2 separate regions of the Homo sapiens genome follow, and region 2 is linked to region 1. Evidence: read pairs that join two places in POLR2A ChIA-PET (ENCODE). Cell type or tissue: Caco-2. All regions are shown on one strand. Links, peaks and the distances in the headings refer to the core of each region. The heading gives the core; the rest is flanking DNA.

Evidence for each region. Peaks named below come from ENCODE experiments on the same cell type or tissue, not always from the same donor. Only the 100,000 strongest peaks of a DNase experiment are listed, where the experiment ranks them.
Region 2: POLR2A ChIA-PET joins it to region 1 with 6 read pairs; 2 of 35 experiments call an interaction of 5 or more read pairs at or near these places.

What each region holds. Positions count from the first base shown.
Region 1 is chr15:58,603,597-58,606,517 of GRCh38, reverse strand. The region is part of intron 14 of ADAM10 (ADAM metallopeptidase domain 10); the gene reads left to right. Among named protein-coding and RNA genes, the nearest start is that of LIPC-AS1, 110 kb to the right of the region's middle. In Caco-2, for the core only: no CTCF peak of the experiment used is centred there; DNase peaks (open chromatin) are centred at 1,687 and 2,027.
Region 2 is chr15:58,671,721-58,674,641 of GRCh38, reverse strand. The region is part of intron 4 of ADAM10 (ADAM metallopeptidase domain 10); the gene reads left to right. It also overlaps the pseudogene HMGB1P51. Among named protein-coding and RNA genes, the nearest start is that of ADAM10, 77 kb to the left of the region's middle. In Caco-2, for the core only: no CTCF peak of the experiment used is centred there; no DNase peak of the experiment used is centred there.

The sequences.
Region 1 (2,921 bases), core at 268-2,767:
TATAGTGAGGACACAGTATACATTTGCTAGATGAATGAAGCAGATTTCTCAAATGTAATAATTTATATGGAAAAGAGTAAAACTTGTGCATATTAACTTTGAAACTGGAATGTTTTCAGGTTCCTGTTAGTGGTATTTTATCTTACTTGCCCAGGTTGAGCTTAAAGTAACCAAAAGTTTAGTAGCAAGTTGCTTTCTGCTTGGCAGATCGCTGTTGCTGCTGCTGCTAGTGGTGGTGGGAGTTTGAAGGATAGGAGGAGTATATATTCAAAGCCCAGACTATAGTATTATGTCTTCTGAAAAATTGAAAGGAAACTTTCTGCCCCTATAGGGATGACATAATCAGTATCATGGCAAGGAGCTCTGGGCCCCACATGGTCTTGTGACCCATGGGAAGTCCAGAATGCATTTGCTGAGAGTGAGCGTTGTTGAACACTGCAGTATTCATTGAAAGGATCATATGGTTGACTTTCTGGAGGTCTTTAAGAACAGTAGATTATCTTATGTCTGAAGAGACTTGAGTGCATGTCTTCCCTGTCCTCGCTCATGCACTTTTTTTTAGATGATACTTGCTTTGTCATTTTGTTACCATATAGGTTCTTTTTGTTTATATTTAGATTATCAAATTAAATACTATTGTAATTAATACATAATAAATTAGACTATTTAATTTTGACTTTTTACTTTATTATTGGCTATGTTTAAGTGCCTGTATTGAACATCATCTCTCTTTTTCTTATGTAGAATTATTTTCTGAGTTGAGAAACTTCTTGAGTTTTTGAAAAATGGTTGGATGTCTTCTCTTTGTCCCTAAAGTTTTGCTTAACACCCTTGTCTCTGGGATATAAGACCCTGGCACTCAGTTTACGCTCAGTAAATGTTCATTGAATGAATGACAGCTCCCCTTTCTTTCAGACTAACAGGTGGGCAATTTGTGATCTTTTCTTTTGAGAGAAATGCATATTTTACATTTACTACCCTAGTTAGTATTCCTTTCCCTGATTTTATAGTATATTTAAAGGGGATAGCATGTAATTTAGCATTTAACTCATTCTTTTTTTAAAAAGGAAAACTATAAAGGTGGCCGTACTTACTAATATTTTCAGATGCACTATTTATTTTGTTTAGTTTTTCTTACTGTCTTTTGTCTATTGCCATGTTCCATTTCCCCACACGCTAAATTCACAAAAGCTACTATCATTGGCACTAAAACATCTCAAGCATTGGGCTTGTGAGATACATAGTTACCTGAAAAAATTTAGAAGAAAGCCAGGAACACTGTGCTAGAAGGAACTGGAAGTTCTGAAGGGCTTGAGTGCCATATTTTATTATACATCTGTTGATCTAAACTGCGACTAGGTTCTTTTTACCTTTGTTTTCTACAGTTTTAACCACTACTAAATCTGGGCTTTCTGTCTCCAATCTGCCTCTCTTACTGCCATAGCGTGTACTCGTATGGCTCTTTATTTAAATCTATAGGCCAGGTACAGTAGCTTATACCTTTAATCTTAGCACTTTGGGAGGTTGAGGAGGGAAAATTGCTGGAGACTAGCAGTTGAAGACCAACCTGGACAATCTAGCAAGACCTGTGTGTGCAAATAAATAAATAAATGAATTCGCAGGGTGTGGCGGCATGTACCTTGTAGTCCCAGCTACTCAGGAGGATCACCACAGCCCAGGAGGGCAAGGCTGCAGTGAGCCGTGATTGCACCACTGCATTCCAGCTTGGGCAACAGAGCAAGATCCTGTCTCTTAAAAGAGAAAAAAAAGAGTGTGTAGGTACTAAAAAGACTATCATTAAATATATCCAAACCAGTTTTACTGTCCTATCTCTGTTGTAACGGCCTTGTCACATTATTTGTATGTGTTAGGCAATCTGGAAGTAATAAATGAGCTGTTAGTTATGTTTCAAGGTCAATATTTAAATAATGACTTACTTGTAATAACTAGTTCAACAGGTATTTTGTTTGTTGGGTAGGTACTGAGGTAATAGGATATAAGTCCAGGGAGCTCACAGGTCAGTTTGGGATAGAGAAGACAGGCCAGAGAAACATATCTTCAGTCTGTGTGCTGTTTTCACAGAACTGGGAGAACCTATTAGGAAAAGCCTTTAAGGAGATAACGCCAGAGCTAAGTTCTTTGTTTATTTTTATTTTTGAAATGGAGTCTCACTCAGCCACCTAGGCTGGAGTGCAGTGGCGTAATCTCGGCTCACTGCAACCACCGTCTCCCAGGTTCAAGCGGTTCTCCTGTCTCAGCCTCCTGAGTAGCTGGGATTACAGGCACCTGCCATCATGCTTGGCCAATTTTTGTATTTTAGCACAGATGGGGTTTCACCATGTTGGCCAGGCTGGTCTTGAACACCTGACCTCAGGTGATCCACCCGCCCCGGCTTCCCACAGTGCTAGGATTACAGACATGAGCCACCGTGCCCGGCCAAGCTAAGTTCTTAAGAATTAGTAGAAGTAGAGAGTACAGAAATATTTTATGGGGACAGAGCATGTGAAAAAGTCACAGAAGTATGAATTTTGCAAAACATTTTTTTCTACTTTTTTTCTTTTGAAAAGTTTGATTATTCTTTTTTTAGTTGACAAAGTAATACATTCTAAAGTAGGCCTTTTTTTTTTTTTTTTTTTTTTTTAACCCTGGACCCCCAATCTTTCTAGGATGGATTTCTTGTGTATTCTTCGAAACTGTCTATACCACTGTAAGGATATTTACTTTTTAAAAAGGTGGAATCATATACACTTTGCTGTACTTTATCGTGTGCTCAAGTTTTTGCTTTTGCTTTTTTTCCTCTCTCCTACATAGTGGTCTATCTTGGAAATCTTTGGTGGGAAGCATTCGAAGAAGGGTTTGACATGAAGGAGTAACATGGTCAGTTCCATATTTTAGGTAGCCATAACACTGATGGCCATATT
Region 2 (2,921 bases), core at 221-2,720, 68 kb before region 1:
AGTTGTTTTCTGTCACTGTTAGTGACAGGGAGAGACAAAAGGAAGGAATACAAGAGGGAAGAATAATTGAATTGGTAAGTATTGATAATAGCTAGCATTGTTTGTATCATTCACATATAACAGGAAAACTGTTTTAGAAAGCATTCTGGCTATACTTAGGTCCAGTCTGGAGATTGGAAATCTGCATAAGCATATTGAGTTGTGACAAACTATGTAGCCAACTGGAAAAGTTGAGATGTGGAGTGCTCTGATTGTTTGACTTCTGAACTCCCACAGTGCATACAAGTGTATTGGTTAATCTCTCTACTATATGTTTTGAATTTGTATGCTTTACTAAGCATTGATGTTAGATACTGAACTTATTTAAGCACAGTGATAGTATTTGAAAGAAATATAAAAATTTAGTGGTATTGTTGACTCTGTCTTTTCCTTTTTTCTGAGTTAATCTCTTGGGAAGTATAAATTAATTTTTCTAAACAACTCACAGGCACAGAAGCCGAAAAGTTGAGAAGGCCACAGATATGGGAGTTATTTTAAGAATAATATTTAATTAGAAATGTAGGATACTAAATTGGAAAGTTAAAAAAAAATCACAAAAAAAGAGGCAGTGGCTGGGTATGGTGGCTCACGCCTGTAATCCCAGCACTTTGGGAGGCTGAGGCAGGCGGATCACGAGGTCAGGAGATCAAGACCATCCTGGCTAAACAGTGAAACCCCGTCTCTACTAAAAATACAAAAAGTTAGCCGGGCGTGGTGGCAGGCGCCTGTAGTCCCAGCTACTCGAGAGGCTGAGGCAGGAGAATGGCGTGAACCCGGGAGTCGGAGCTTGCAGTGAGCCGAGATCATGCCACTGCACTCCAGCCTGGGCGACAGAGTGAGACTCTGTCTCAGAAAAAAAAAAAGAGAGAGAAAGAGACAGTGAGGGGCTTAATTCTTTTTAGCAGAATCTGGAAAAAATATGCTTAGACTTTTCATATTATGCATATTATGCATTTCATATTACGTAACGTTATATAAATAGGATAACAGTTGAAAATTTTAGATCAAGTTCTTTTCTGATTAGTTATATATATGTATGTATATGTATACATGTATATTCATATATATTTATCTTAAAACATCAATATAAAATATTTTAGCTATAATGAAATACAATGAATTATTTCAGAAATATAAGATTTTTAAAATAAAAAATTGTTATTAGAAGCATTTACAGTGTCAAAAAAACAGCTGCAGCTTTTTTTTTTTTTTTTGGCAATTACAGAGTGGTATTCAGTTAAGAGTAATACTTATTTTGTATAAGCTGCATCAGAGAGAAATGAAGGTGAAAAACTACCATCTCCATATATAACTCATTTGTGCTGTGCACCAATAAGAACCTGCTTTAGATTTTCATGCTGGCTTACAGCTCTCATACTGTTTCAGGCAAAGTTAGTGGTTATTGAAAATACCACCAGGATGGGCTGTCTGTCCGTCTGTCTGTCCTTCCATCCATCTGTATTTTTTTTTCTTTATGCTCTCTCATCAACTGACTGTCAAGGATGGGCTATCTAGAGACACATTTGATAGTGTGGTTAACTGTTAGTGTGTTAACTGTACAGTTTAAAAACAAAGCCTTACCTTTAAAGGTTTTTCTTTAAAAGGAGTGAGTTGTGTACAGGGGTGCTAAATAATTTATAAACAAGGACAAACACTGCACTAGAACCAACTTATTCATTATGATCATCTTCATCTTTCTTCTCTTCCTCATCCTCTTCATCTTCCTCCTTTTCCTTCTTATTTTCAACTTCCTCACCTTCCTCTTCTTTTTTTTTCAGCATTGACATCTCCCTTTTTTTTTTTTTTTTTTTTTTTTGCTGCATGAGGCCTTCCTTTAGCTCAGTATGCAGCAATATCCATTTCTTAGTTTTTCTTCAGCTTCACAGCCTTTTCATAAGGCTGCTTGTCATATGCACCATATCCACATCTTTCCCAGTTTCTTTGAAACATCACGAATGGATAGGTTTGGATATTCTCCTTAGATTTTTGGGCAGTACTCAGGGCAAAATGAAAAGACTGAAGGAGCCCTCTTGGGTACATTGGGATCCCTAAACTTTTTTGTTTCTTCTTTAGGAGGGATGTAAGTTTCTCTTTAATAGCCATCCTTGTCCCCCTTTGCCATGTCTTCAGATTTTCCTTTCTCTTTAGCAGATACGGCTTTCCACCTCTCTGAGCATTTTTTAGAAAATTCCGAGAAGTTAACTGAAGCATGAGTGCTGCTTCTTGTTCTCCTCCTGGAAGTTTGCACAAAGAATGCATATGATGACCTTTTGCCTCTTGGCTTCTTAGGATCTTCTTTTACCAAGTTTAGTTATTTTTCCTCAGAGAAGCACAGAGTCACCTAGTGCACATCTGGCTGCCATTTGCCCCAGCACTGTCTCCATGGAGGTCAATGTACTGTAATGGCTATCAGAAATACATGATTATATGAAAATAAAAAAAGCTTTCATGTTGTAAAGCAACTTTGAAAGTCACCCTAACAAGTAAAATTATATTTGAAATTTTTGTTTTTTCTTTTGAGAACTATCTTTTATTTTGTTTTACAAATAAATTGAGTAAGGAATTTTATAATTTTAGTATTGTAAAAGGCACTAGATTCAACACTCTAAAGATGACGGAAACTGAAGTCTAGAGTTATAAAACTTGTGCAGTATGACATGGATCCATGTCTTTTGGCTGCCACTCCAGTGCTTTATTTCTGTTACATTCTGAGTTAGGAGAGTTTAAAGGCTGCTAAAAGGCCAAGAACTTAATGACAATAGAGACAATGACAGTAAGGATTAAAAAAAAAAAGTTATTTTTGGTATCATTGATTTTGAAGGTGAGCCATATTTACTACTGAAAAAGCAAATTTATATTTTAGGCTCACTTTAAAAAATATA